2 separate regions of the Homo sapiens genome follow, and region 1 is linked to region 2. A link is a loop called in an ENCODE intact Hi-C map of the cell type or tissue named here. Cell type or tissue: endothelial cell of umbilical vein. All regions are shown on one strand. Each heading gives the region's core, and the rest is flanking DNA. Links, peaks and the distances in the headings are about the cores only. Region 1 overlaps RAPGEF5 (Rap guanine nucleotide exchange factor 5). Region 2 overlaps STEAP1B (STEAP family member 1B).

Region 1 (16,694 bases), core at 4,118-12,117, 190 kb after region 2:
TGTGGATGGTTAATGGGTACCAAAAAAACGTTAGAAAGAATGAATAAGGCCCACTCTTTGATAGCACAACAGGGTAACTATACCAATAATAACCTAATTGTGCATTTTAAAATAGCTTAAAGAGTGCAATTGGATTTTTTGTAACTCAAAGGATAAATGCTTGAGAGGATAGGTACCCCATTCTCTATGATGTGCTTATTTCACACTGCATGCCTGTATCGAAACATCTCATGTACCCCGTAAATATATATACCTACTCTGTACCCAGAAAGATAAAAAAAGAGAAAAAATAAATAAAATCTCCTGTTAAATGACAATACTGAATAGTTAATATGGACTGTTTTTAGGAGAATAAGCTTCAGAATATTGATGAGACTGTGCTAATAGAAAGGTTGATTGTGGAGAATGAATTTTAGGTCAGGCACTGTGCTGAATGCTTTATATTCATTATTTTACTTTCAGAAGAATGTTATAAGACAGGTACTATTATTATCTCTATTAAATAAGAGGGGAAATTAGGTACAGAGATCGGGTAACCCGTCCAAGGTCACACAAGGATTAAGTGGAGTTTTAGTGTTTGAATCTGTGTGTGTCTGGCTTTAATGACTGTGCTTTTAACACCTGATATTATGTGTCCTTCCCCACAAGTTATGGGGATCATTCTAGGACCCCTTCCTATAAAATTATAAACAGAAGCTATAAAAGTGTTAGACTAAGCTCTGGTGAAATGATTATGGATTTCCCATCACTGCTGTCTATAAAGGGCCTTGCAATAGTAAAGCAGAATTCAGATACCATTCAATTGGTCTCACTCTAGGAAATGTCCTGTATTGTGATATGCTCTTAATATAGGTCAGAAGTGTCCTGAGAAAAGTCAAGGAGCAGTTCAATGAACTTTAACAAGCTTCCTAAAAAGGAGTGGCATGATTTTAAACCAGAGATGGCTGTGGCTAGCAGTGACTGTTTGGGACTGGCGTTCTTCAGCAGCTCCTTTCAGCCTTTCCTGTCCTGCACACAAGATGGAGGTGTGCATAATCCCATGTGCATGCCCAGATTCACTGGGGCATGGGACTGTGGAAATAAACTTGCAAGCTGTCCTCGTGATTTAACTCCACCTCCTTCTCCGCCACTCGGAAAACAAATTGGAATGCCAGTGAAATGACCTTGTTGTAGAGAAACCTTGGGTCTACTCTAATTTCTAAAAATGAAAAATTTTAAAATTTGCAACCTAATAATAACTCCAGATTACTTGCAGTCTTTTGTCATACTGATCACTGTAAACACAAATCTTAGGCTCTGGAGTTGAGAATTGCTATATAGCATGCCATGTTTATCAGCAAGTTTTTTCTGTTGGTGTGAATGTGTGCATTTGGGAGTAGTAACTGACTCATACAGCAAAATTGTCATTGGGGAACCTATGGACCTGTCTGTTCTAAAGTACTAAATATATAAAGATAAAATTATTAAACCATTGCAGGTCTCTTCTAGAGAGAGACAGTATATACCTTTTTTTTTTCAATACTACCATCATAAGCCAACTTTTATGTTATGGTAGAATGTTTTTGGCCTAATTTTGGAGATCTAAGCTTTGGCTTATCTAGACTTGGAATATACTGTGATCAGAGAAAAGATGTCCATGGACATTGTCCTCATTCAGTTGCTCTGTCCCAGTACTTTCTATGGTTGCACATGCATGATCCTATCCCATTCTTTTCACCCCTGGCCCACCCCTCTTTACTTCCTCATGCCAGTGTGATACTCTTGCTCTTTCCTCTGCTCTTCTTGCCTTTTTCCAGTCAAATTCTACCCAGCCCTCAAGGGGAAGCCCCAGTCCTGCCTTGACCACAAAACTTCCATGATGTCTCCAGTCCATGTTGCTACTGCTTTCAGTAACTTACTGCTCTTGCATTTTGTATTTAAAAAAATTCCATGCTTCCATGTCATTCTTAGTTCTATGATGCTTTGTTTCTATCCATTTTATTCAAGTGCCCTCTTGATTCTTACATTGTCCATTCATTTGCTGAAAACCCAATTTTGTGTTCCTTTTAATAACCTTTTTGACGTTTAAAGGCTACTGATACCTACCTGTGTGAGCCTATCTACATTAGGCCCCTCTAATTTGCTGTCTTCTAAGTGTCTTCAAAATAATGCAAGGAAACCATTTAATGGCTCTATGTAAACACAATTTTGTTCCATACAAATGCATTTCTAAAAATAGTAAAGGGGATTTTTCTCATTTAAAAAAGAATCTTTAAAGCAGGAGGGGAAATGAAGCTGTTGGAAGTTTTCTAAGCTAGTTTGAAGAAACAGAATTTTATACAAAATAACTTTTATACCCAAACTGAATAGATAATTAGAAAAAAAAAGTGACTGAATCAGTTGTCAAGGGTACTATCTCTGGGGGAAAAAAGAACAGTTATGGTATCTCCTTCCAACAGACAGCCAAATCAAGTTATCCAGAATGTACTGTTTCTAGCTCTTTTATTTTAAGCAGAGAGTTGAGGAAGAATGGGTGAGGAATGATGAAATAACAGCGTAGGAAAAGGCAGTCTAATTATTCCCTTGGGACTGGTAAGATGCTTCTAACACTACCTTGTTTGGGCCTTTAGGCTGTGAGGGAACTTGACTATTTCAATTCAGCTGTGGTTATAGCAGCTCCCAGCTTGCCAGGGGTGGGAGTGGGTAGGGCTTTGAATAGACAGTCTGTAAAGCTTGAATGCATAAAACTGTATCCTACCACTTACACAATAGTTAACATTTATGCTGTGATTAAGATAGAGAGGACTGCTAAAATTTAACTCATATTGCACTCAAATATGGAAAGAAAATGTAGCTTCTTTGTTTTTCTCTAAGTGATCTGATGTTTGTCTACATGAACTGCCATCCTGCAGAATGACCAAAAAAAAAAAAGGCGGGGGTGGGGTGGGGGGAAGAAGCACCCTTTAGTAAAGTTATTCTAATACAGGAATTTAAAAAGTCTCTCTAGTTAACTTTTTAGTGTCTTTTAGTAAAAGAGCCCAGTCTCTGTATTTCTCCCTGTTTCTCAAGGTAGCCTCTGGGTACATGGCGAGTGGTCTGGGCGCCTTGACCTTGGCAGAGGAGGACAGGGGAGGCTCTCCTGTCAGAGTAGGCATTTTTTCATCCTCACTGGTCTTGCGAGTGGATAGGCAGCCAGCTCCTTTGTGCCCCTGAGATATAACTGTTCTTGGCATTCTTTTGGCATCTGCTGTTGGAGCATGAGGCTGGTGTAAGTTGGGTGTCAGCTTGATTAATGCTGGTGGTCCTGCCTGGCTGATTGGCCTTCCTAGATGTCTGTTGGCATTGCTGACACTCCTAAGGTCTGGCTGTGGCTCCCATATACACCCTGTTCAGCCACATGGCTTCTGCTGAAACAGCCCCCTCTCTGTCCTGACTGGCTAATATTACTGTGATAGAAAGATTTTACCAAACATGCTGCCTGTCGCCACTTGGCTGACACTTCTGAAAAGTCCACAAATTTAGCTTCATACATATTTGTATCCAAAAGGGATTACAAGATCGTGGAATTTGCTTCTCTTAATGTTTAGGTGAGGAAGATGAACAGGGAGCAGAGGGTCTGGGAAAAGACAACCACTTGTCACCAGCACTCTGTGGAGCGACTTACTTACCAGGCATCTACTGATCTTAAGCTTCCGTGTTTGGCCTTGTGAGGGATATGACGATATGTAAATAATGTAAGGCCTTCAGCGACTAACAGGGGTTGAGCTCAGTTCATACAGATAACAAGCTGGCAAGTCGTGTGCCACAAGTGATACCTGGGAGCTTATCACAAAGGTTCTGAAGCTGTGGGAAAAAAACCAAAATTATTTCCTGAGAAATGAAAATATGTCATACAGTTCATTTCTAAATTCATAAAAAAATCTGTAATTACTGTGTGGAATATTCAGCTCTTCCCAACTATTGAAAATTAGTTTTTGTTATAGGTTATTCCTGTCTTTTGTGTTTTCTACATTTTCATTATCTTATTACATTTAACAATAGAACTGAAATGCATATTTTCGGCCTATCTACTCTTAATTTTTTTTTTTTTTTTTTTTTTGAGACAGAGTCTCACTCTGCCACCCAGACTGGAGTGCAGTGGCACGATCTCGGCTTACTGCAAGCTCCGCCTCCCGGGTTCACGCCATTCTCCTGCCGCAGCCTCTCAAGTAGCTGGGACTACAGGCGCCCGCCACCACGCCCAGCTAATTTTTTGTATTTTTAGTAGAGATGGGGTTTCACTGTGTTAGCCAGGATGGTCTCGATCTCCTGACCTTGTGATCCACCCGCCTTGGCCTCCCAAAGTTCGGAGATTACAGGCGTGAGCCACCACGCCTGGCCCTACTCTTAATTTTTTTGCTGCAAACCTTGACTTTTTGGCCTCTTGTTTATGAGACGTTAACTATGGCAAGATAATAACGAATTCCACTGAAGAGTCTTATGAAGAATAATCTATTGATGGAGCTACAGGTTCAGGCCAAGATGGAGCAAGTCTACTACAGCCTATCTCTTGTATTGATTACAGCTGAAACCTCTAGATAAAATACAAACAATAACTACCCGAGGCCCCTCAAAAGTAAACAAAAGCAGGCAAATTATGGAACGAAGTGAAACTTTGGAGAAGTGACCTACACAGGTGTGAGTTTTCCCTTTCCGTTTCTTTTATTTCCCAGCGTTGCCTCAAAGGCAGGCCTCAGATGTAGACAGGGAGATCAGTGGTGGCACAGTTGTCAAAATCTATAGTAGAAACCCCATCTTTCTGGCAAGAAGAATCAGGAAAATGGGTCCCTGTAGTTTTGAAGAGTGTGATGGGGTGGGGTGGATGGAGAAATCCTTGTCTTGATTCTCCTTTTTTCTTACAGGTTTGTCCCAGGTTCAGAGCTCTGTGGTGGTGGCAGTGCAGGCAGATGATAGACAAGGAGTGTTTGGTTTTGGTCAGAACTGGGCAGAGGAGCCCCAGCTAGTCTGAGAGTGTAGGGGAATCCAGGAGAGGGTAAACCTAGGGAAGGGTTTCATTAATTTTGTGTATGAACTACACAAATGTGAGTTTCCTGAGCTGGACATCTGCGGGACAGACCCAAGGTACCATAGAAAAGGCATTGAAAACTGAACTGCAGCTGGAATCATTGAGGCTGTATAGCATTATGTTCAAAATGGCCAGGATATAATACAGAATTACTTGACACAAAATAATCAGGAAAATATGACCATTTGTCAAAGGAAAAGCAATTAATGTCTACCCTGAGATGACTCAGATATTGAAATTATTAAAGACTTGATAACAGCTATTTTAACTATGCCCCATTAGGTAAACAAGTTTCAAATGAATAGAGGGATAGAAGTTGTTAGTCAAGAAATAGAAAACAAACAATAAAAAAAGAACCAAATGTAGTTTTAGAACTGAAAAACATACTTGAAATTAAAAATTTGTTGAATTGGCTCAATAGCAAAATAGACGTGACCTGAAGATAGCTCATTATAAATTATCCAGTGTGCAGGACAAGAAAAAAAACATTGAAGAAGATGAATAGTCTCAGGGACTTGGTGGACACTGTAGTAAAGTCTAACACATGTTGGCATCCCAGGAGAGGACAAAGAGATTGGTGCAGAAAAAAAACTTTTAAATAATGACGAAAAGCTTCCCAAATTGAGTGAGAGACAAATCTGTAGATTCAAGAGGTCCAGTGAACCCCAAACAGGAGCACTCAGAGAAACACACTCCTAGATACTTAAAAACAACTAAGAAACAAATAATGAAAATATCATGGAGGCAGCTAGAGTAAAATGACACATTACCTACAGGAGGAGTAATGATTCAAATAATTAGAGGTTTTATGTTAGAAACCATGGAGGCCAGAAGCCAGTGGAAGAAAGTCTTTAAGGTGGGGGAGGGTGGAGGGGGGAGAAAGAACTGTCAATCCTCTACAATGAAAACAGATTTTAAAAATGGAGGTGAAATAGACATTCTCAGATGAAGGAAAACTAACAGAATTTTTTGCTAGCTGACTGTTTCTAAAAGAAATCTAAAGGAAAAATTTCAGGTTGAATAGAAACAATATCAGAGGGAAAGTTGGAAATTCAGGAATAAAGGAAAAGCTACATAAGTGGTAGATATTTAGATAAAAATCAAAGGCATTTTTTATTTTTATTTCTTTAAAATATATATGACTATTGAAAGGAAACATTTGGTGGGCTTTTCAGTGTATGTAGATGTAATACATATTATGATTATAACAAAAGATAATTGGGGAAGGATAAAGAGGCATATACAATAATATATTTAAAGGTAAAATGATATTTGTAAAATCTACTATTTGGAAATCATCATACTTTGAAGTAACTCATGGGTGAAAGAGGAAGTCCCAAAGGAAATAAGGAATATTTAGTATAGAATGTACATTAAAACATAACATGCTCAAAATTATGGGATGCAGCTAAAGCAATACTTAGAGGAATATCGATAGATTTTAATGCTTATATTAGGAAAGAATAAATGTCTTAGATCAATGATCAGGGCTTCCACCTCAGAAAGCTAGCCAAAGAAAAACAAACTACAAAGAAGGAATTAATAAAGATAACAAAAATTGATGTAAGTGAAAAGAAATTAGAAAAAAAAATAATGAAACTAAGTTGGTTCTTTGAAAAAAAAAAAAAAGGTACGAAATCTCTCACCAGAGTGTTGAAGAAAACAAAAAGACAAATTGCCAATATCAGGAATAAAAGAAGGAATATCACTGCAGACTTACATTTGAAAGCTAACAAATGAATATTATGAACAACTATGTGATCATTAATTTGAAAACTTAGGTGGAATGGACACATTCTTTGAAAGACATTAACTACCTATGGTCCTTCAACAAGAATCTGAATAGAATTATGTATACTAAAGTAATTGAATTTGTAGTTGATGCCCTTCAAACAAGGAAACAATGGGCTTACATAAGTTTACTGGCAGATTTAACTAAACATTTAAAAAATAACTTATGTCATTTCTCCTATCCAAGTACGAACCAGGCCCAATCCTGCTTAGCCTCTAAGATAGGACAAGATCAGGCACCTTCAGGGTTGTATGACCATAGACAAATTATGTCATTTCTATATAACCTCTTTCAGAAAATTAAAGAGGAGTGACTGTTTCACATTCATTTTATGAGGCCAGCACTGTCATGACAAATTTCAGAGAAAGAAAACAGTAAGGCCGGGCGCGGTGGCTCATGCCTGTAATCCCTACACTTTGGGAGTCTGAGGCGGGCGGATCACGTGAGGACAGAAGTTTGAGACCAGCCTGACCAATATGGAGAAACCCCATCTCTACTAAAATATGAAAAAATTAGCCAGGCGTGGTGGTGCATGGCTGTAATCCCACCTACTCGGGAGACTGAAGCAGGAGAATCGCTTGAACTGGGGTGGCAGAGGTTGCAGTGAGCCAAGATCACGCCATTGCACTCCAGCCTGGGCAACAAGAGTGAAACTCCGTCTCAAAAAAAAAAAAAACAAAAAACAGAACAATATGACTCATTAGCATAGACACAATCTTCCTCACATATAAAAATTATAAATACGTTATGAAAAAGGGGAGTTTACCCTAGGAATACAAGGATGGCTCAACACTCAAAAATCATTCAATATAATTCACCATATTCACAAGCTAAAAATAGACAAATTATATGATAAATTTTATAGATGCAGACAAAGAATTAGAGAAAATTTAACCCTTCAAGATAAAAATTCTCAGAAAAATAGAAATATAAGAGAACTTCCTCAATCTGATAAGACTTTATACAAAACCCATAGCTTGCATCATACTTAATGGTAAGAGACTAAATGCTTGCCTACTAAGATCAGAACAAGGCTAATATGTCTTCTCTTAGTACACCTCTTCCACTCAGGCCAGTGCAAAAAGTCAAGAAAAAGAGATAAAAGGCATATATTTGGAGGAAAACATAAAGCCATCTCTCCTTGCAGATGACATAGTTATATACATAAAAAAAATCACAGGATTAATACTTCCTCTCTCTTCAGCCATCACTGGCCATGGCCATCTAGCGTCTTGTTCTGTCAGATTTTAAAGGTAGATGGAAGAGGTGGTTCGTTAAGGAGTCTAAGGATGATCAGTCTCATTTTATATTCATGGCCTTTAATCTTGAGTGGGTCTTCAATGCTGTGGGGTGGTCCTGTTCATTTCTTGGTATATTCAGTCTCCTAGAAAACTGTATCACAATTGCTCCCCTCTTACCTCTTTTTCCTTGCTTTTTATTTCATTGAAAGGAACATTTTAAAAACTATCTTTCTCATGTTTTATTTACCAAATCTGTCAACCTGCCTGCATCTATATTGGTGGACTCTATCTTTGCTCCTGATAAAAATGGATGCATGGTCCACATTCTTATTTAAGGTCAGTTTCCTCACATTGTGCACTGATCCCATCTCTGCACCCCTACTCAAGGATCTCATTTCTGAAATCTCATTTTTTTCCTGCTTCATCAGCTTTTTCCTCTACTGGATTGTTCTTTTCAGCATGTGTTGATATTTCCCTATATCTCCCTCTAGCTGCTGCACAATGTCTCTGTTCCCTTTTACAGCAAAACTCTTCAAAAGATATATTTATGGTTACTTTCTCTACCTCTTCTATTCTTTTCTGAATCTACTCCATTCAGGCTTTCAACAGTACCACTCCACTGAAGGCAACCTTGTCAAGATTACAGAAGTCTTCCATGTTGCCAAATGCCAAAATGCTGATTTTTCAGTCCTCATCTTACTTGACATGACAGCAGCATTTGGCACAATTGATCATGTCCTGGAAGCAGTTTTTCCACTTGGCCCCTGGGATAACATCTCTTGGCTCTTCTGTCTCACTAGCTGCTGCTTTTAAGGCTCCTTTGCTAATCTTTCCTTTTCCTGATTGTATTAACTGTGTTTCAGTGCTTTGACATCTGGGGCCTTGCTGACCCTGGAAAGACTGCCCAACCCAGGAATAGTCCATTCCTAGAGACAGTAGAGAACTTACCTGCTAGCTTTGCTGGGAGCATACCTTTCATAGGTAAGCCAGCCACTCCAGAGCTCATAACATAACCACTTTTTTTTATTGGGCTTTCACCTTCTGGGCTACTTTTCACCTGCCCTAATCACCCCAGCTCCAGGTACCAAACAGTTAGGGGCAGTCCCTATGCTTTTGGTCCTGCTGAAGTTAATCAAACAGTCTATCCTCAGCCTGTTTACCCTGCCTTACCCGTTCTATTCTGGGGAAATCACAATAGAGGTTATTTCCCACATCTTCCCCCATGTCCTCTGCCTCCTGACTGACACTGGTGCCTCCCTGTGTGGCTCCTCCTTGTGTGTCATCCCCCCTTCTCTTGGGAACTGTGAGTAAAAAACTGTCTTTTTAATGCCAGTCATCTCTTGAGCTGTTTGCCTCAGATTATTCAGACTGGCTGTCCCTAAATAATGAAACCTTCATTTTGAAGCAGTGACCTCTAAACACAGTAGAGGTCAGTCTTGGACTTCTCTTATTTTTTCTGCTCTCACTTTGGATGTGCCCTCACCCAGTCATGTACTTAACATCGTCTCACAGTGATGGTTTCCAAAATTCAGGTCCCTGTCTCCTCTTACCACCCTATACAAAATAGCACCTCCACCACCCCTCACTTCTGCCTCCTTTGTTCTCCTTACCCTGCCTGGTTTTTTCTTACTACCTGATGTTTATTAGCAACATGAGACATCCCTTGGCCTCCTTAGTTTCTGAAATGGTGATGGATTCACACTCTCTGGCCAGAGAGCTTAAGTTCAAGTCTGCTATTCCGATGTCTGAAGCCTACCCTTTGTACTCCTAACTTTACTTTTCCTAATTAGATCCTCATGACACTTGGAGAGGAGGAAATACCGTGTGGGTAAACAAACTTTTTTTTTTTTAGTATTTTTCAAAAAATTTTTGTGATGGAACTTGGCATAAGATTTGTATTGGCATCGTAAGTGAACAAAATTTCCACTTATTACTTTAAACTGTTTTTGTAAAAAGTGTTATGAAATCAGCTAGTCCTAGTCTTTGTGATTACTCATTACCTCCTCTCCCAAGGAAACACTAAGTCCTTCAAAATTTCCATTGTTTATAGACAAGGCTTATTCCAGGTGTGGGAACAGATTGCTTATCTTTATCAGAGTACACTTATGTTTAAGAGTAGTACAGGAATTTTGCAAAAATTGGACATCTAGGCCTGATTATATTAGCATTTGAAATTGAGCCATCTAATTAAATATTAAACATTAATACTCAAATCCTCAAAATCAAATGTGAAAAATCTAATTTTATTCAGTTTAGATTAATATATAACTATACACTCTGGACTCTTAATGAAACCTTTCCCATTCATAATTCCCTTTTAGTACATTTTTTCTATAAGCATAACTAGTAGCCAGAAGCTATGAAAAATTATCTTCTCTTGAGAAGGTGAACAATGTTTGTATTCATGATATCAAAGATCTCAAGAAAAATCTAATTCTCATTCTTCCACCATCCCACTTCTTTTTTCATAGGAATTTGCTTTGTTAAGCAAAACTTACTTGTCTAGAATATAGACATCATGGGTAGGGGAAATGGGGAGATGTTGATCAAAGCATACAAACTTTCATTTATTAAATTGAGCAAGTTCTGGAGGTCTAATGTACAGCATGAGTGGTGATGGGTGTTAATAAATTTGATTGTGCTAATCACAGTGTATTCACAAATAATCATGTGGCACACCTTGAATAGATATCTTTGTTAATTACATATTTTTAAGTATAAAAAGATTTTGGCTTTATGCTAAGTGAGACGGGAAGTCATTCAAGGATTTTGAGTAGAGGGACATGAACTAACTTACATTTTAGCAAGACTATGCTGGCTTCTGAGTCCAGGTGAGAGATGTTGTGGCTGGGACCACAGTGGCAGTGATGGAGGTGGTGAGACGTGGTCAGGTGAGAGATATGTCTTGAAGAGCCAGTAGGATTTCAGGGTGGATACAAGGCAGAGTATGAGAGAAAGGGGTTCAAGAATGACTTCCAGTTGGAAGGATGGAGTTTCCATCAATTAAGGTGAGGAAGACTATAGGAAGGGCAGGGCTTTTTGTTATTTTCCTTTTGGGTAGGAGTGGACATAATGATAATGCATCCAGTTTGATGGTTAGAGGGATGAGGGTGGAGGACCATAGGTTTTTGTCATCTCTGCATCCTCACAGTGACACCCTTAGATATTGCAGACCTCTTGAACTTACAGAGACATCTGCCTAGAGCACCAGGACTCAGCACTCTCCCCTGGAGAGTTACCAGGTCTGGCTTGGGGCATTGGTAAGCAGAGACCTTGAAAGGTAACCCAGGGAATTCCTAAAGGAGAGCATCTGTTGGCATAAACCCTCAGGGAGGGATCTTCCTTCCAGGGGTCACTCTATTTCTCTTCTCTTTCTGTCTTATGTCACTTGTCACTGTCATTACCTGCTGATTCCAGTAAGAGTTTCTTTATTTTCTTTCTCTAATCACTGACAAACTAGACCCACAGCTTCTCTCTCTCTGTCTCTCTCTCTCTCTCATTCACGAGCAGCACAGCCCCCTTTAGTAATAATGGAAAACATGCAAGTGTTATACTTGCTTTTCCTCTGCTGCATCTGTTTCCTTATTTATTTTGATTGGATAAGTGAGAACTTTGTCTTTCCTGGGTTGCACTGAAAAGTATTTACACACATTAAAACAGAATGTGTTTAAATTTTGTAAAAGGTACATTTGCTGGAGAAAAGAGAGTCTGGTATTTTTGGGCGATTTAGTCTAGAGCTGAGGAGGAGGTTTAAGGTAAAAAGTGACCGTAGTGGTGAAAGAAAGGAGAGTGGCCGAGTATTGCCTTCTCTCTTCTTTCCCCCTTTTCAGGCTCTCCCGCTGTTGCCTGTTGCTACCAGTCCTGCCTTCATGACCTTCCTTTACACCAGGTGAGGGACAGTTGCGTGCTGGTGCAGCGGGGCATGGGGCATGTTAGCAGGGAAGGAAGAGCATTTCCGAATTCTAGAGCTCTCAGTGGGCAAGTGAGGAAAATCCTTGAAGGTTTGGAGTCTGGAGAAGAGCAGGACCAGATCTGGGTTTTAGAAAGGTGATCCTGATATCTTTAGGCATCTGGGTACAAGAAGAGAAGCCAGAGACAAGCTTGTCAGAAGGTGGTTAAAATAATTTGTTCAAGCGAAGATGAGAGCCTAGACTGTCGAAGAGGCTTGGCAGGGAAGGAAGGGAAGTGAGAGGATCTGGTGACTTCCCAAAGGCCGGAGTGAGGAGGGAAGGGATGGCTCTAGGGTGAACAGGACCCATGATTCCAAGGGGAGAGCTGAGGGCAGGAGGTAAGAGAGGAGTTCAGTGTGAGTTAGGTTGAGTTAGCCTGTAAGGTACCCATGTGGGTGAAAATAAAGTTCCTGGAATTGCCACACAGAGCCACTTTGAAGGCAGATGGAAAAACAGGGCAAGCTCAGGGGAGAGCCAGAAGCTAGAGAGATACTTGGGAGTTCTGGGCTTAAATCTTGGTGATTGAGGTGATAACAGTGGGATATGGGCTGTGGGACAGCTCTTGGGAGATCATCACTCTGTCCCTCTTACACATATTTCCTTAAGAGATGTTTTTGCTAAGGCATGGTTTGTGCTGGAAGATCAATGAAAGACAGTTTTGCTTCCAAACAGGGACTAAATTGTTTGTCACTAAAACAGCAGCAGCTCAACCGTTAGTTACCAGTCTCGTATACAAGAGCTTCTCTTGGAATTTTGAGTTCCTTTCAGCAGCTTGTTGAAAACAGATTTATGAGAGAATCTGTGCTAGTGCAAAATACCTCATGCTCGTTAACTAATACTTCGGGTGTCTGTTGGGGTCTGAGAAACATGAAAAGGCACAACCAGCCCATGTGTCACTACAGACACAGACAAAGCAGCAGAAGCCCTTGTTTTGTTCTCTTGCCTCTAGTGCCTTTGGTTCTTAATTTCCTGTCTTTTCAGTCACCTCAGCTTAATCACATAAATCTGGTTTGGTGGTTGAGGTTATAAAGCGTTTCCAGTCTGTTCTCAGTATAACCACAGAAGCCTTGTGAATAGAGAATCTTAATAATAAAGCTTGTTCAAAATACTCATCATCCAGGTAACCTTATTAAAAAAAGATCCCAAGTTATAATGCTCAGTTCCCACAGTTTTTATTGGGCAGATTGTTAGCAAGCATCTCAAACACTTTGCTGCATGAGCGCTTAAGTTATTTGACAACATCAGCACTGCTTCATACCTGTATCTTGCAATTTTTGTAAAGGCAGTGGTTTGTAGTGCATTGCTGTGATTTGAAGGGTGGGACTTTCTTTCTGGAAAAGGGTTTAATAACATTTACAGAAACAAGAAGGCAATGCCAGAAGTGATCCAACTGGCTTTTCCCTTCTTAAAGAGCTGCTTCTCAGCTGTCCCATGAGCTGGGAGAAGCCCTCCTGCCCCATAAGGCTGGCGTTGCAGCTGACACACTGTAGTTACTGAGATTGAAATCAATCACTGGACTGTGATGCTGTTAATACTGCTCTGCAGGGCAGTGACCTCCAATCCCCCCTCCGCCCCCTGTCCACAGCATACATTGAAAGGGATTGCTTGTGGAAATAGATCTTGGAGACAATTTTATATATTCAATAGCATTAGTCAGTTTTTTTCTTTGACCAAACTAGGAAAAAATGTAGTTTATGAGATTGTTCTTAAGAAGTAGATAATTTTGTCTGTTAGAATATACATTTGGTGAAGTCTTTTTTCATGAATTAAGTTAAAAAGATTGTTTTCCCCAAACAAACAAACAAACAAACTGATCTTACATTGTTACACATCTCATTAGTTATTTAACACGTGCATAATATTCTTAGCTTCTTAGTTGGGCGGTAATCTCTTGAGAAAGCAAATACAAAGCCATACAAAACTTCTGCGTTTTTATATTCCTCATAATTCCCATAGTGGTATTAGGCCTATAATAATACCGTTTTATAGTAAGTTTGTTTTGGCTAAAACTCAATTTCAGTGGAAAGTTCACATTTCATATTTTCAAAATCTGGATTCCATTTAGATTTAGGAAATTTCAGCACTTAACCACCTTTTATTTGCATCTACCTTCTGTGCAAGCCCATATATTTTACAACTGGCATGTCAGGGTTATTCTGCTGTATCATGGGGTGAGTAATACCCCATCGTCAGGATTCAATTGGTGCATTGTAAAGAGGTTCTTGCTAATTGATTTTGTGAGAACATTTGGCCTGCAAGAGGATTATGTTCCTATGGAGTTACTGTCACAACCTTTGTTATTTTCATGAGTACTTTTGCTAATATAATAACAATGACATTATTTGCCCTTTATTCTTCCTAACTTGGTAGATAAATTTGAGCAACTAAAACTGAAAAGTAATTTGTTCTTTTTTTTTTTTTTAGGTCTCATCAGAAAATTGAAGACTCCGAAGAAAGCAGTGATGAAATTCTTGTGCGTCTAACATCTGCGGTAAGACCATGCAATTTTCCTGCCTAGGGGTGCAGAAATAATGAAGCTGGGGTCCTAGAAGGGAAGTTCTTTGGGTGATGGTGTAGAGAGACATTTTCCCTGTGGCTGCTCATCATTGTGGGAGGTATGAGGCAAGGCAGAGGGAGACAGTGGCTTTGACTTTCTATATGGGGATGGAGCCTCCCTTCATGAGATCATAGATATTTCTGGTGGAAAGTTCCTGCAACCTTTGTGGAGGTGGAGGTGTAGTATCTGATTTTTTAAATACAGTATGCGTTAACCTAGGAAAGTTGTGACCTGCTGCACAAAGGAGAAAAGACTCTTTCATTAGGGAAAAAAAAGAATTACTTCAGCCAAAAAAGGCCGGGTCACTAGTTTTTAATGTACCATATTGCAACATTTTCATTGTGGTTTTTTTTTTTTTTTTTTTGAGACGGAGTCTCGCTCTGTCGCCCAGGCTGGAGTGCAGCGGCGGGATCTCGGCTCACTGCAAGCTCCGCCTCCCGGGTTCACGCCATTCTCCTGCCTCAGCCTCCCAAGTAGCTGGGACTACAGGCGCCCGCCACTACGCCCGGCTAATTTTTTGTATTTTTAGTAGAGACGGGGTTTCACCGTTTTAGCCGGGATGGTCTCGATCTCCTGACCTTGTGATCCGCCCGCCTCAGCCTCCCAAAGTGCTGGGATTACAGGCGTGAGCCACCGCGCCCGGCCTTTCATTGTGGTTTTTAAAGCTATTGATTAGACTTTGTAATTGGTTGAAGTAAAGTTCATGGCTTTCTTCATAGGAAAAGCTGACTGTGGTCACTAAGCCTTGAGTTTCAGTTTTTGACAGGCTCTAGCAATCCTACGTCACCAAACTTGTACCTATTGACTTGGCTGTTTGGAAACTTTTCTAGCCTTCCCCAAAAATTATTTAGTTCTGCTTTAACTCCATTATTAAAATGGTAATTGCTGAAAATCATGGTTGATTGGGTTATGTGTAAGGATGAAACTGGTCTGTACAGAGTTTTATACACTAGGTCTTGTCAACTGGGCACAGCTTGAAGATTGAAAGTGTCTTTCCTACTCTTCTGGAATGCAGCTTAGAAAAGTAATTTTGTATTAAATATGTGTGTTCATTTGTTGTCACACTGCTTTAAAGAACTACCTGAGACTGGGTAATTTATAAAGGAAAGAGGATTAATTGACTTACAGTTCCACATGTTTGGGGAGGCCTCAGGAAACTTACAATCCTGTTGGAAGGGGAACCAGGTACGTCTTGCATGGCAGCAGGAGAGAGAGAGAGTGAGAGTGGGTAGGAGGAAGTGTCACACACTTATAAAACCATCAGATCTTGTGAGAACTCACTCACTATCATTAGAACAGCATGGGAAACTGCCCCCGTGATACAATCACTTCCCCCCAGATCTCTCCCTAAACACCTGGGGATTACAATCCAAGATGAGATTTGGATGGGACTCAAAGCCTAATCATATCAATATGATAATCAATGGTGTAAAAAACATGAGATGGAATCTTGACAGCATATTTTGAAAACATATTTAGAACTTTTCGGTTTAAAATATTGACCACAAAGGAGTGCCTGTGGTGTGCATAATTATAATTAGCCATCTGTTTAAAAAGCATTCACTATGGGCCAGAAACTGTGTTAAACGTTGTGTGTTTGTGTGTACACACACATACATACACATTCTGCTAAGCTGTACTGTACAACAGCACTATGAAGTAGGTGGTATTATGTCTATTTTATAGATACGAAAGCTTACAGAGTTTGAGTAGCTTGCCTAAGGTCATTCAGCAAGAAAGAACAAAACAAGAGTCAGAACTCAGAATTTTTATCTCCAATATTCTCCTACTATGCCTCATTTAAAAATATATAATAAATAATGTAATGTAGTTATTGGGATAGTTTCAGAAGTGATAAAGACATGTATGATTTGGTTCCTATAGCCACACCAAGAAGATAAGACAGATATATTCAGAAGGCTAATATATAAAGGAGTTGGAAATTGTGCACAAAGAAAGGTGGTGAATAAGTAAAGTCGTAAATTCAAGACCACAACAGAAAGCTTCACTGCAGACACTGGACTTGAACCACCATTGAAAACAGTCAGGATTTGGAGATGATAATTAGGAGGATGTGTATTCTAGCTGTGGAATTTATTGTGGGCAAGCA
Region 2 (15,718 bases), core at 178-8,177:
CTGTGTTGAAAAAGTCATCTATTTTAAAATTTTTCTTATAATTACACTAGGGCTTGGTTGTCAGTCGGTTTTATATTGAGAAATGTTTTTTAAGCTGAAAATAAGGTACAACTTTAGCAACATAAGAAACATTTTGTTCATGGACAAGGCCATATTTCAAACTTCTACCACCCTCACAAGATTACTTTTTAATATTGTTGTTCTTCTCCTTGTTTACCACATATGCATGCACATTACAGTTCTATCCAAGTAAACCATCAAATAATTATTAGAAAATTAATAGATTATGGAAATGTTGCATTCAAGAAAAAAAGTGATAGCTCCTATGTCATTTGTCTTAGAGGAATGCAAAAAAAAAAGAAAAAGTCATAAATTTGTGGAGACCTGTTATCAGGGCTTCATAGTACACACAGGGAAGAGTGTAGAAGGAGATTCACATTCAGGAAATAACTGTTGTTTGCATTTCTTCTTTCTTTATTTACCTTCTGGTAGGTCCAACAAAATAAAGAAGATGCCTGGATTGAGCATGATGTTTGGAGAATGGAGATTTATGTGTCTCTGGGAATTGTGGGACTGGCAATACTGGCTCTGTTGGCTGTGACATCTATTCCATCTGTGAGTGACTCTTTGACATGGAGAGAATTTCACTATATTCAGGTAAATAATATATAAAATAACCCTAAGAGGTAAATCTTCTTTTTGTGTTTATGATATAGAATATGTTGGCTTTACCCCATAAAAAATAACAAATGTTTTTCAACAGCAAAGATCTTGTACTTGTTCCAGTTAATAATGTGCTCTCCTGTTGTTTTCCCTATTGCTTCTAATTAGGACAAGTGTTTCCTAGACATAAATAAAAAGCATTAAAATATCCTTTTTTTTTTTTTTTTTTTTTTTTTTTTGGAGATGAAGTCTCGCTCTGTTGCCCATGCTGGAGTATGGTGGCACGATCTCGGCTCACTGCAACCTGCGCCTCCTGGGTTCAGGCGATTCTCCTGCCTCAGCCTCCTGAGTAGCTGGGATTACAGGCACCCATCACCATGTCCAGCTAATTTTTGTATTTTTAGTAGAGACAGGGTTTCACCATGTTAGCCAGGATGGTCTCGATCTCCTGACTTGTGATCTGCCCGCCTCGGCCTCCCAAAGTGCTGGGATTACAGACGTGAGCCACCGCGCCCGGCCTACCTATGGCTTTTGAGGGCAAATGGTGTCATCTCCACCTGAATCACTGAATCAGAAAAGAGGGGATGCTGAACAGAAATACTACATATATCCTCTATTCTACTTCACACTTCAGCTGCTTTCTTGGTCTTCTAAACATCCTCATATTACTGTCTCTATCTTCCTTTTCAAACAGAACATAGCTGACAAATTAACTTCAGTAAAACTCAACTTGGATCATATGTTTTCTTTTCTCAAAATCTTCCCTAAATGGGTCCTCACACTTAAAAGGTAAGTCCTTAGTCCTTACCTGGCATTCACACTTTTCTATAATCTCAACCCAGATTCTTCTGGTCTAATCAACAATTTTATACCTCCCCAAAAAAGTCAATTTACTCACTTTCTTCCTAAAATGACTTTGACTCCATGGCCTTGTTCACATTGTTCACATTCTTTATTCACCAAGAATACCTTTTTTCTCTCTTCTTTCCTCTTCAAAGTCTACCCATTCTTCAAATGCAAGACAGAGTTTACTTCCATATAGATTTCTATAGTCATCCCAGCCTGAAGGAACTCCTTTCTCTCCCTTTCGCTCTCATGATATTTTTGTTGTATCATTCTTAAATAATGATGAACTGCTTTATTCTATTATGAATTCATATTTCAATAAGTAACACATATTATCTAGCCATCCATACTGCAAACTTCTTAAAGGCAAGGACAATGGCTTATATTTCTTTTCATCCTGTGAGAGACATAGCTTGCATTTAATAAACATTTATTATATATCTGGATAATTATAGATATGAATATAGATATTAGTGTCACTATACTATGGCACTCAGTTTTAAAAAGAAACCTTCAACACACTAGCTTCAACCAAAGTCCACACCAGACAAGAGCTGTTCAGTAATTAGAAAGATACTCCAATTCTAAAACGATGTGCACTTACTACTACATATCTGCAGAAAATGAGTTGCTACTTTTCAAAATGAACGGAATTGCTGAAGCAATAATCTAGATTATTTTAACCAACAGTTATATACTCCTACTTCAAGATAGCTATCTACAATGGTTAGATATATCACGTACTGCTATTTTGCTCTTAAAGGAGTTTGTTTGAACTGAAGCATAGTCAGCACAAATTACTTCTAGGAAACCATTTCTGAGAGAATTTGGCTCTTTACATCTTTGGCCAGAATTCCTTGACTTTTGGCTTCCAGTCTGTATTTTGCTTTCCTGGTAGAAATGTGTACTCCTAGTATCTTGCTGGCAAGGATGCCTCTGCCAAAAGGAAATACACACTACTTTCTTCATGAAAGAACGGGAACACTCTCAGGTAGACTATTGGCATGTAGTCTAAGTGAAATGAGCCCACCCATCATTACAACCTTACCAAATATGTAAGACGCTTCCAAGTATTGTGGATAAACACTCCTAGGTGTTGTGCATATACAAAATCATCCAGAAGTTACCCTAGAAAGGACGGTAATACAAAATAGTATGCATGTTCCAAGAGAATAATAATGTGTCATAAATAATTACAGAAGGTAGAGTTTTTTTGAGTTTGGAAAGCTCAGGAAAGGTTTCAAAAGGAAACGGATCTAACCAATGGATCATTTAGTAAACATGGACCATTTAGTAGAGTCCCACAAGAGACAGGACTAAAAATGACATATTCTAGGCCAATAGGATAGAAAAAGAGGGCTTACATAGAGGCATAATAAGTAAAATAAGGTAGGCAATTTGGAAATACACTAGAGAAAAGCTTTAAAATTCTGTATTTTATACTATAGACAATGGAGATTTTTGAGTTTTCAAGCACCAGGAAAATAGTGTTTTAATACCAAATTGAGATATAATTGTCAGTTTTTTAAAAAAAAGTTTTCTAAAAATAAAATAAAATCACTAAAATAATTTTGAAGAAAAAGATAAATCGAAAAAGATCTTTTGGATTGTTTTCAAAAAGATAGAAAACATTCTTTTGGAATAGAAATTACGCATAGCTTGGAATGGAATTAATAAAGCTCAAAGTCAGATCATGAATAGGAAGTATAGAATTCAAGCACTTCAGAGGCTGGACCATGAAAGGTAACATTATAACTAAAATAATTCAGCACTTTTATTCACATTTAGTGCTTTTTTCCTGATTATAAAATAACCCAGATATACGGATAGGAGGAATCAATATCATGAAAATGGCCATACTGCCCAAGGTAATTTATAGATTCAATGACATTCCCATCAAGCTACCAATGACTTTCTTCACAGAATTGGAAAAAACTGCTCTAAACTTCATATGGAACCAAAAAAGAGCCCGCATTGCCTTTTGAGGGCTGTGAGGGAGAGCCTGTTCCAGGTCTGTCTCCTGGCTTCTAGTGATTGCTGACAATCTTCAGCATTCCTAGATGCAATGCAGCCCCAGTCTCTGCCTTCACGGTCACATGCTGTTCACCTGTGTGCCTGTCCGTCTCTGTGTCCAAAATTCTCCTTTTTATAAGGAAACCAGTCCTGTGGGCTTGGGGCACACCCTGATGACTTCAGGTGAACTTGATCATCTGCAAAGACCCTATCTCCCAGTAAGGTCACAGTCACAGGTACTTGGGCTTATGACTTCAACATCTTTTTGGAGGACAGAATTCAACCCATAATGGTGCCCAATTATCAGACATATCAACTATGTTTCTTGAGGGTCTTATACCTTTTTCTATTGCTAAGGGGAGTCCATTTAATATAGTACTGTTTAAGTATGGTGCTTTGACCGTATTATGTTCTCTGAAAACTCATGGTCCATGAATGTTGTAACTACTAGTTACATTATTAGCTAGGACAGTGTCTTCCTTACTTGTACCAGGTAAATGAGGACTCCCAAAACAATCAATAGGAGGACAGACCCTAGGTCTTATGTTCTTTTGTGAAGTCACGTGCAGGCGATGCTGCCTCTATGGCGAGAACTCGGGTTTCTGGTTTCTCCCTGCCTGGTTTGAATCTATTCTGAACAGCAGGTGTCGCTGTTGCCTGCTCTGTGACTCTTCATTCCCAGTAAAAAGCCTTGGGTAGAAGAGAACTTATCCAAGGGTACTGCATCCGGTCTTTGCAACTCCTAGTCATTTTTATGGCTTCTTCAACAATTTGATCTACGTGGGGACTTGTCCGTGGCAAGATGTAAGACCTTCCTGGCTTATTTCTAAGAGCCTTCTCAGCCTCCACCTTCATGTGCACTGGCTCAAAGGCTAGAAAACTGAGGGCTGCATGACTGGGGTGTAAGGGACAAGGTCTGTGCGGTTCAGGTCTGCAATTGCATATGTCCCCTGACTGCTTCTGCCTGCTGGGTGCCAGTCAGCAGTGGTTTCCTCTCAAGGGGCTGTTGGAATTATCATCTGTAGTGATGTGGCTCCTGTGAAAACATGGCAGAACCTACCAAGAACTTTTGTTTCCATCTTCCCTTTTGTTAGGGCTGAGGTGTTTGTTTTAAATTCCCCACTGGGTCTGCATTTCAGAGTTGACTTTTTCACTTTGAAAGAAGGCCACAGTGCAACACAGCATGGGTGAGGATGAGGGTGGGGTCCACTTATTCAAGCCCTTCTGATTCCCACTGTCCCTGGGCACTCAGCCTCGAGGGTGACTAGGTAGGGCAAGGGCACTCGCCTTCTTCTGGCTCATAGACTGACAGATGGGAGGGAGGTATGTTGTTAAAGGTTGTGGCTCAGATGATAAAGCCCTTCCTCTTCTCCTTCCCCAAACACAGAATGCAGGGCTCCCGCAGGAAATCTGGGAAGGTATCCTCTGCCACACTGTGGGAAGGATAGGTGGGGCAGGGAAGAAGAGGAAACAGCATGTGCCCAGGCTAACAGGTCCTGGAGGCCATGTGGATGGGGCAGTTGCTCCTTGGGAGGGGGTGGAGTCAAGGGCCAGGAGAGAAGGGACTCGGAGGACTGGGACAATAGCCTGGCCACCTGTTTCAGATGTGGTTGGAGGTATGTGCAGCCACAGCAGTTTCTGGGGTGGCGTGTGGGGAGTAGTCACTTTTCAGATTCTCAACCTCACAAATGGGTTAGAATGCCAGTCACCCTTTATTATGGGGTGGATGGGGTTTTCTGGGGGCAGTCCTGATTTCAATTATTCAGAGATACAGATGCTAATATAATTTGCTCAGTTTTATATTTTACTTGTATTCTTTTCTCTTTTGGAAAGGCAATATAGTAAATCTATGTGTGGATTTTTTTTTTTCTTTTTTCTTTTTTTTTTTTTTTTTTGGGTGGAGTTTTGCTCTTGTTGCCTAGGCTGGAGTGCAATGGTGCGATCTTGGTTCATCGTAACCTCCGCCTCCCAGGTTCAAGTGATTTCCCCTGCCTCAGCCTCCAGAGTGCCTGGGATTACAGGCATGCATCACCATGCCTGGCTAATTTTATAATTTTAGTAGAGACAGGGTTTCTCCACGTTGGTCAGGCTGGTCTTGAACTCCCGACCTCAGGTGATGCACCCCCCCGCCCCCGCCATCCTCGGCGTCCTAAAATGCTGGGATTACAGGCATGAGCCAACGCGCCCGGCATGTGTTTTAATTTCTAGGCCTTTGCAAGACATTTTTTTTTCAAACAAATACTCATGTAACTGAAACCTTTTATCTAACTATCAAGTCTTGGTTTTTGTCATTAGGGTTAGACCTGTGATCATGGTGACATTTTAGAAAACTCTCCAGTGAATCAGATGTAAATTTCTGAGAGCAGAGATCATGTCCTCATCTTTATGTTTTTATTGTTTAGAAACAGGGTCTTGGTCTGTCACCCAGGCTGGAGTACAGTGGTGCGATCACAGCTCACTGCAGCCCCAAACTCCTGGGCTCAAGCGATCCTTCTGCCTTGGTCTCCTAAAGTGCTGGGATTTCAGGCATGAGCCACTGCACCTGGCTGTGTCCTCATTTTTATACCCACATGGCTGAGGAAGAAATAATGGTGACTCTGTAAATAAATGGTAGTTTCTTGTTACCAAGAAGGCTTTTCACCCTTTGTTTCCTTCCTTCCTCTATCTATGTGAAAAGACAAAGCAATACTTGTTAGGATGTCTCTTAACATTTATAGTGACAGCCTTCATCATACCCTGGCCTTTAGGGTGGGGAGTACAGCTTTACGGACACCTTCCTGGGGAAAGCACTGAGTGAGCTGAGAAGGCTGAGCCAGGAGTCCGAGAGTGTGGGATGTCATCATCCCCAGGGCAGCCTGAGTGAAGGCCCTGAAACAGGATCCACCAGGAAGGGCTAGTGGCCAGTGTGGCTAGAAAGGAAGGGAGGGAGCCCCTGAAGGACTTGCCTGAGAGGGAGTGAGGGCAGTTGACATGTGGTTTAGCAGGATGACCCCTTGGCAGGGTGAAAGGTGGGCAGGAAGGGATGTGGAGATTGCCTGAGGTAGAGGGACAGGCACAGGAGAAGATGAGAACTGGTCAGGACCAGAGGGGCTTTTCTGAAAACAAGTATCACTTCAGGAGGGAAGAATCAAGCTGTAGACTGCAGAAAAGTGAGTGGGTGAGGCCTGGAGAAGGGAGCATTTAGGAATCCCTCTGAGAGGGTTGGCATAGGAGGAAGTTTAAGGCGACAAAGCCAGGCTGGTTCAGAGGAGGTGCAAAGGAGGATGAAGTAGAAGCAAAGGCCTCAGGGCCTTGTTTGCAATAACTCTCTTAAACTGTATTCTGCCTCTGGCTTTGGTCCTTTCATGAAAGGCCAGGCAGGTTTATTTGGCCTTCCAGACACAGAACTATACTCCACAGTGCCAATGGGATGTCTGGTCCTTTCTAGTCAGTTTCCTTCAGCGGCTGTTAGAAATTAGTGTTCTGTGAACGCAAGCGACTTTCTCTCTAAACCACCTCTAAGGCAGTGCCTCTAAGCCATGACTGTACAATGAAATCACCTGGGGAGCTTCAAAAAGCAACGATGTGTGCCCTTGCCCCTGGGATTCTGCTGTAATTGGTCTGAGGTGCAGAATGGGCACTGGGATTTTTATAAGCTCTCCAGGTAATCTTAATGTGCAACCGAGTTTGAGAACCACTGAGTGTGGCAGGCTTACGTATGCCAGGCAGTATACTAATAGCTGTGTACGTGTATTATCTCATTCAGGCCTCTTAACCGGTGGTTCTTAAAGTGGAGTCCCCAAACCAGCAGCATCAGCATCCTCTGGAAACCTGTTAGAAATACAGTTCTTGGGTTCCTCTTGAATCAAACTCTGGGTTGGGCTCAGCAATCTATTTTAACAAGGGGAAGCCAGAGGCAGACTCATCTCCAGTTCAGAATCACTGACTTGAAGGAATTTCTCATGGTGGAATTTCACGCAAACTATGTAGAGAAATATACAGGCATACCTTGGACATATTGCTAGTTTGTTTCCAGGCTATTGGAATAAAGTGAGTTGCATGATTTTTTTGTTTCCCAGTGCATATAAAAGTTATATTTAGCTATTTGGGAGGCCAAGGTGAGAGAATCATTTGAAGTCAGGAGTTTGAGGCTGCAGTGAGCTATGATCATGCCACTGCACTCTAGCCTTAGCAACAGAGTGAGAACCTATCTCTAAAAAAATAAAAAAGTTGTTCATACTACACTATAGTCTATTAAGTGTACAATAACATCATGTCTAAAAAATGTACATATCTTAATTTAAAATACTTTATTGCTAAAAAAATGCTGATAATCATCTGAGCTTTCAGTGAGTCATCTTTTTGCTGGTGGAGGTCTTGCTTCAATGTTGATGGCTGCTGACTGATTAGGGTGGAGGTTGCTAAAGGCTAGGTGGCTGTGGCAATTTCTTAAAATAAGACAGTAATGAAGTTTGCCACATCAATGGGCTCTTCCTTTCAGGAAAGATTTCTCTGTGGCATGTGATGCTGTTTGATGGCATTTTACCCACAGTAGAATTTCTTTAAGAATTGGAATCAATCCTCTCAGATCCTGCTACTGCTTCATCAGCTAAGTTTATGTGATATTCTAAATCTTTTGTCATTGTAACAATCTTCACAGCGTCTTCTCCAGGAATAGATTTCATCTCAAGAAACCACTTTCTTTGATCATCTATGAAAAGCAACTCCTCACTTGTTCAAGTTTTATCATGAAATTGCAGCAACTCAGTCACAGCTTCAGGCTGTACTCAGAATTCCAGTTCTCTTGCTGCTATTTCTATACATCTGCATTGACTTTTTCCACTGAAGTCTTGAACCCCTCAAAGTCATCCATGAGGACTGGAATCAACTTCTTCTAAACTCCTATGAATGTTGATAATGTTGATTTCTTTCCACAAATCACAAATATTTTTAATGGCATCTAAAATGGTAAATCTTTCCAGAAGATTCTCAATTGACTTTGCCCAGATCCATTAAGAGGAATCATTACCTATGGCATCTCTGGCCTTATAAAATATACTTCAAAAAATAAGACTTGAAAGTTGAAATGACTCCTTGATTTATGGGCTGCAGAATGAATATGGTATTAGCAGGTGTGAAAAACAAAACAAAACAAAACATTCGTCTCCTTGCATCTCCATCTGAGCTCTTGGGTGACCAGGTGCATTGTCAATGAGGGTAATATTTTGAAAGACATCTTTATTATGAGCAGTAGGTCTCAACAGTGGGCTTAAAATGTGCAGTAAATCATGCTGTAAACAGATGTGTTGTCATCCAGGTTTTGTGCCATGTCTAGAGCACAGGCTGAGTAGATTTAGCATAATTCTGAAGGACCCCAGGATTTTCAGAATGATAAATGTGCATTCGCTTCCACTTACAGTCACCAGCTGCATTAACCCCTAACAAGAATCAGCCTGTCCTTTGTAGCTTTGGAGGCAGGCATGAACTTCTCCTAGATGGCATCTTCCAAGAGGGCTATTTTTGTCTACATTGAAATTCTGCTTAGTGTAGCCACCTGCTTCAATGATCCTAGCTAGATATTCTGAGTAACTCACTACAGCTTCTCCATCAGTACTTGCTGCTTCACCTTGCACTTCTACGTTATGGAGATGGCATTTTTTGTTAAACCTCATGAACCAACCTGGTAGCTGCCAGCTTTTCTGCAGCTTCCTCACCTCTCTCAGCTTTCACAGACCTGAAGAACTTTAGGGCCTTGCTCTGGATTAGGCTTTGGCTTAAGAGAATGTAGTGGCTAGTTTGATCTTCTAACAAACTTTGAGTGATCTTTGTTACTATTGTAACTGGGGACACCATGAATCACACCTGTATGAGACAGTGAACTTAATAAATGTTTGTTCTGACTGCTCCACCGACCAGCCATTTCGTGTCTCTCTGCCTCTCCCTATTCCAAGATCCAACACTGAAATTAGGCCAGTTAGTAACCCTAAATAGCCTCTCAGCCTTTAAGTGAAAGGCAGAGTTGTGGTATCCCAAAACAATTACGGTAGTAACATCAAAGATCACTGATGACAGATCACCATCACAGATACAATAATGATAATGAAAAATTTTGAAATATTGAATCACCAAAATGCGACAAGACATGAAGTGAGCACATGTTGTTGAGAAAATGACACTAATAGACTTGCTTGACAGAGGCTTGCCACAAACATCCAATTTGTTAAAAAAACAAAACCAAAAACAAAATGCAATACTTGTAGCAGAAAACGAGGAATGCCTGTGTTGGGGACAGAAAGGCCAGCTCAGTGCCCCTTGAGTCATGCCCATAGGCAACTTCCACGTTTCCTGTTTTTGTAATCTGAGTAAAAATGAACGTATGCCTGTACCCCTCATCCATATGTGGAATAACGATCTGTTAAACATAGCAAAACAAAACACTGGCGATTTTTTTTTTCTTTTCTAAGGTGACTTTTTCTCCCAGATGACAGAATGAGTAGGGTTAATTTTGTCCTGTATCCTCAGTGTGAGGTATAGAGTCGGTTGACATTTTTTCCTAGACAGTTTGTTCTGCTTGGAAGAAGGTGACGTGGGCCAAAACTTCTCTCCCTACCCCTTTTCCATCCTGGTGAAACAAAGACTGTCCTAGAAGCATGGAAAGAAAATGCCCCATCCAGCTCTCAGAAATACCCAGAGCAAACCAAAGTTGGTGGGATGATGTGCTGGCGGCACAGATCTGGCAGTCAATGGACAAGGTGCACCTCATTTTATTTTTGGAAGCCCTACTTACAAATCTATTCCCAGGGACCTGAGACAAGATCCAGGGATGTCTCCCCAGTTCAAAGCCACTCATAAACTGCTGTTGACTTATGAAAGGCCTGAGGATTGCTAGTAGGAGTGTGTGTAGGGTGGGGAGAGGTTGTGGATGACAGCATCCACAACTGTCAGAGCTGACCCCAGAGAGGCCCCACTCTGATTGAATATTGGCTGTCTGCAGCTTCCAGCTGCTCTCATTCTCTGGAGAATTGCCCTTGGCCAAATGGGATCCACTCACTTCCTTTGCCCATGAACAGCATCTGCCTCCCCCTATGTGCCTGGGGGGCAGATTGGCCAGTGACTGAATGGCACAGGAATACAGAACGCCAGGCTGCTGGCCCCATTGTGGGTCTACTATGGTGCACTGTACAATGCTGGGATCCTGGGCTCTGGCTGGGAGATCTCCTTAGCTCTCCTCTCTGCCTATCCTTCTTCCCAGGGCTACCAGACTTAGCAAACCAACATAACTAAATCCAGTTAAACTTCAGATAGCCAACAAAATTTTTTGTATAAATATGACCCATAAACAACTTAGGCCATACTTGTGCTAAGAATTATTCGTTGGTTATCTAAAACTTAAATTTAATAGGGCATCCTCTATTTTATCTGGCAAATCTATGTGTGCCCCTTCTCCTGAGAGCATACCCCCAGTAAATCATTGGAACACGAAGCCCAGTCTCAAGCTCTGCTTCTGGGAACCCTTTCAGAAAGTGGGAGGTGGTGGGCAGGAAAGGAAGACAGTTCGAGCCACTCAGTCCCCTTTGTTCAAAGCTACTTGGTGAGATGCCTGTACTCAGCTACCCTTGCAAGCAGGACTCTGGGAATCTGAGGACCAGACCCAGACATGGCTCTGCCTGGCCCCTGTGGGGAGCAGTCAGTTTCCAGAGAGAACACAGTGGCCACCCAGTCTCCCCAGAGCAGGATTCCGGCTTTCGTGGGTTTTACTTAATTAGGCATGAATCTTCATGGAAACACGTGCCAACAGACTTTGTTTTACTTACAGGATGCTTCCTCCCCACCCTCAAGGATTACAGGAAACCGCTGCTAATGTTACCTCATTGACTTTAGTCCTAAGAGCAATGATTTAGTTTCATTTCCTTGTCTTTCAACACAATCCTCTGGCTTTACGTGACTGTGTTCATCTGGGGAGCACCTGCAATGGCATAGCCCTCTAAGTGCACTGAAATGTAGACCTGTGATATGTCTGGCTTTATAAAGTAGACCGTTACGTGAGTCTTGTGTGTTTTACAAAATAATTCATCACAGGGCACTATTTTCTGCCATCAGATGGTGCTTTTCAAACTCTAATGTGCAAACCAACGCAGGGATCTTGTTAAAATACAGGTTCTGACTCTGTTGGACTACGGTGGGGCCTGATACTCTGCATTTCTGACAGCTCTCAGGTGATGCCAGGCATCAATACCATTCTCTTCTTGTAGAGGTAAAACCAGCCTCCAGGCTTCCCTTACAGAAGAGAAACTGGCTCTGGGGTCTGCTTTCTCTTCTGTAAGAAGAGGGCCAGCAAAAGGCCAGGGTCCTCAGGCACCCAGGGGTTAGCTAAAGGCACACAGGTAGTAATGGCAGAGCTCAGATTTGAATACAGGTAGTCTGGCTCCAGAGGTCTGTGCTCTTCACCATTAAATGTAAATGGGGAAGCTAAGGCTGGGTGGGCTGGACAGGTGTATATGTGAATTGACAGGACCTTGGGCCAAGGGACCCACAGAAACCCATAGCGGCGGTCACATCACCTGGATTCAAGGTCAGCCACTACTTGCACCAGCTTGAGGTATCACCTAAGTGGTTTACATTACTGTGAAACGAGGACATCCAGTGACCTCCCCTCACAGAGCCTTTGGATGTATCTGTGGCATTCTGCACATTGAGTGCTTAACACTGAGCCTGTTAGTGAACACCTAAGTGGTAACCATTATGAACATAACCTCAGAGACAATTGCCCTTGTACAAGCAAGGCATGCACTGTGAAAGACTCATTGTGGTCCCATGGACAGAGAGCTGGACCTGCGCCAGGCTTCTGTTTCTTGAGTATGGGGCTTAAGTGCTTCTGTTCTGGCCCTGCTGCTTCTAGAAGTCTGTGTAGGCATGCTGTAGCTGGCACCTAGTAAAGATCATGGTTTCTGACGGGAGATAGCATCATACCCTGAAGCCCAAACATAGCAGCAACAAACCCGCTGCACCTAAAGGCACATCAGCACTGGGAAAACGGAGGGAAACACCATAGCATGATTGGGATAATTGTTTGGTATAGACAGTGTGCCTGGAAAATTCAGCCTGGAGCCATTTTTCTCAATAGAGTGGATAGCTTAATGCTTTCATTACCTGCATCCTTATGGCAACTTTCCCTGTCTCTGAGCTTTTGCAGACTGAGTCTCCCTGGGGTGAGCTGTAAATTGCCATAAATTTAATCCATCTTGGCAGCCGGGCATTGTCAGTACCCACCTTGAGCGTGTGTCCTCACATTCTTGTCGCCTTTGTGGAATAACCACATCTTGATACAAGGCGCTGCCGCTCACAGACTGTGACTACAGTCTCAGAATAGTGTTGGTCCTCAGGAAGCAAATCACTTAAAGCTTTCAAAAGAAAGAAAAATGCTGTGTATGTGGGAAGACCTCACTTTTTACCTTTAGCCGAGAATGATATGTACAATTATGACCCTGTTTACGATTCTGTAGGATTTGGAACAGGATAAGGTTTGTTCTTGTTTTGTAAGTATAAAATAAGTTGTTGCTTACAACAACCAAAAAAGTAGTCATTTAAAATGCTTTTCTAGATGTCCATTCAATAACCTTCCTTTCTAGAACAACACTGTATGACAGAACTTGCTGCAGTGATGGAGATGTCCTCTGTCTGCTCTGCCCAGCAGGGTTGACACTAGCCCAGGGTGGCTCCTGAGCACTGGAAAAGTGGCTTGTGTGGGTGAGGAGAGAATCTTTAAATTTTAATTCTAATCATTTTATAATATAAAGAGCTGAGGCCAGGAGTTCAAGACTAGCCTGCCCAACATGACAAAATCCCATCTCTACTAAAAATACTGAAATCGGCTGGGCGTCGCCGGTGTGTGCCTGTAACCCCAGCTACTCAGGAGTCTGAGGCAGGAGAATCACTTAAATCCGGGAGGTGGAGGCTGCACTGGGCCAAGATCACACCACTGTACTTCAGCCTGGGTAACAGAGTGGGAGTCTATCTCAGAAAAAAAAAAAAAAAAAAAAAGCCACACATGACTAGTGGCTACTGTCTTGCACAACGCCACTCTAGGGGGAGAGAGGTTGATGCCTCAGAGCCTCAGGAGGCTTACAGTTAGTATGTGGGCAACTAGGGGAGTCTGAAGTCAGCAAGTTACACATAAAAGATTGGCCAGCCAGCAAGTTGTTTCGCCTACTTGCCTGCTCCATGGGAGGTTACTCTACAAGGATAATAATGTAATGAATAAAGTCTGTCTTCTTTTCTACTTACCTAGCAGAAAGAATTAGTTATTAGAGTTCACAGGCTATTAACGAGCTGCAAATTGTAAAATACTATGCAGCATAATGTGATTCTGTTAAGGGCAGGCAGCGAGGATTCTCGAGTGGGCAAATGCACTGCCTCCTTGCAGCGCCGGCATCACGTTTTGCCCCCTACCCCTATCTCCTTTTGTTTCTTCCATCTACCTCTCCCCCATTCCCCACCCTGGTTTATGATTCAGTCCCACCCAGCAAGCCCCAGGACTTAGTTATTTCTGGGTGGAAATGATAGTAATAATGTAGGATGGATGACTTCATTTCTCCTTGGGTGTGAAGAAATGTCTTTATTTTCTTGAAATCAAATTGCCAAGTGGAGCGGGAGTTTAATCTCGGGTGCTTTGGCAGGCAGCCTCCTAGGTACCCCACTCGGCCCTTCTCCTCCCAGGCCTGCCTCTCTGAGGGTGCAGCTGGGAGCTGGGCAAGGACCCCGGGCTGCAGGAGCACCTCCACTTGCACCGTGCACCTCTTCCTTCCACGGTTCCCCTCAGTGAGCTGTTTCCTGAAACCAGACAAAGTGAGGTGGTCTGTCCCTGAGGTAAGGGAACACAGTGGCCTGACCTCCCTCCTGCAAAGAGAAGCATTTGAGAAAACAAGACCCAAAGTAGTCGCATTTTAAGTGCTCAATGGATATATGTGGCAACTGCTACTGGACTAGACAGTGTGGAGAACGTCTCCATTACTGCAGTGATGACTCTGTCCAAGCCCCCCCCAAGTAAGATTTTTATATGTATAAATTCATTTAGTTCTTATAACACCAGTGAGTTAAGTATTCTCATTTTAGTGAAGAATACAGACCCAGAGAGGCTTAACATTAACCAAATGCCCAATGGCCAAGTTGAGGTTTTCTCTGATTTTTGATCACATATTACCTCAGATCTTGAGAGAACTTGAGAGACTACTTATTCCTGTGACAGCGTGTGGCTATCATAGGACTGTGTTAAAGAAAGGTGCAGAAAATCCTGTGAGAACATTACGATTAGAGCAGACAGACACTATTTAATAACTGGAAGAACCGCTTATCTTGGAGCGGTAGGCTGAGGGTGAGAGCTGGAATCTTTGTTTTCTTAGCAACAAGTCTCAGCGCCAGAGAGATTTGGGCATCTCTGCAGTCTGTCCTCATTGCCTTAAGTAACCGAAGATAAACCCCAGACTTCTTAAACAATAGTGGGATTGTTTGCCTCTGCTTTTGAGAAGAGCGGCAGTTATCTAGCAAATGGAAGACTAATTGTGACCAGGCTCAGGTCTCACCAGTTTGGTGCCTCAGCAGGGACCTGTCTGGGCCTGAGTCTTAGCAACTTCCCCTGAGCGCCCACCCCACTCTCAGGCCGCCCAGCAGCCCCCAGCTCCAGAGCTTTGCTGATTGACAGTGGAGAGGGCCCTGGGTTCAGCTGAGCAGCACAGCACCTTGGCACGGAGTAGGAAGAGTACTGTGTGTTTTTCCCTATGTTTTTTGAGTTACAAGGGAGTCTGGAAAGACAGCTTGCTTCTCCCAAGGTCAGTAGCTCGCTCATGGGACCCACAGGTCTACATAGGAAATGTGCTAAGATAAAGCAGAAAAGAACAAAGGAAGATTAAAAGGAGATAAAGCCTTTTTAAGTTAACTTTTCCCTATTTGCATGTGACACATTGGATTACACAAGAAGCATTAAAAAAAAAAACCTCTTGTTGATGTCCTGCAAACTATGTAGACAAAATTTTGCACACATATGAGGTTGTCAAAGGGCAAATGCAAGTGAGGATCCATTAAAAAGCCAAAAATCCATTATTTTAATGAATGAAATTCGTAATATTTGCGTAATACGCTTCCATTTGCAGAGTACTTTCATGCGTTATTTTAGTATCAGTCCTAATAGCTAGGTAAGACTATCACTGCTATACAGGCTAAG

Evidence for each region. Hi-C counts contacts between places; a loop is a spot of excess contacts. Peaks named below come from ENCODE experiments on the same cell type or tissue, not always from the same donor. Only the 100,000 strongest peaks of a DNase experiment are listed, where the experiment ranks them.
Region 1: a loop joins it to region 2, with 7 times the contacts of the local background. A loop is called at or near these places in 37 of 110 quality-filtered maps.

The regions. Positions count from the first base shown.
Region 1 is chr7:22,288,999-22,305,692 of GRCh38, reverse strand. RAPGEF5 (Rap guanine nucleotide exchange factor 5) reads left to right here. Exons shown (of 26, transcript NM_012294.5): 6 at 14,452-14,518. It also overlaps the pseudogene RNA5SP227. Among named protein-coding and RNA genes, the nearest start is that of RAPGEF5, 60 kb to the left of the region's middle. In endothelial cell of umbilical vein, for the core only: no CTCF peak of the experiment used is centred there; DNase peaks (open chromatin) are centred at 8,662 and 9,972; H3K27ac peaks cover 339 bases.
Region 2 is chr7:22,477,504-22,493,221 of GRCh38, reverse strand. It overlaps STEAP1B (STEAP family member 1B), which reads left to right. Exons shown (of 5, transcript NM_001382447.1): 4 at 493-657. Among named protein-coding and RNA genes, the nearest start is that of STEAP1B, 15 kb to the left of the region's middle. RefSeq lists enhancers at 14,674-15,174, 15,175-15,675. In endothelial cell of umbilical vein, for the core only: a CTCF peak has its summit at 4,150 (motif pointing right); DNase peaks (open chromatin) are centred at 4,171 and 7,861; H3K27ac peaks cover 4,127 bases.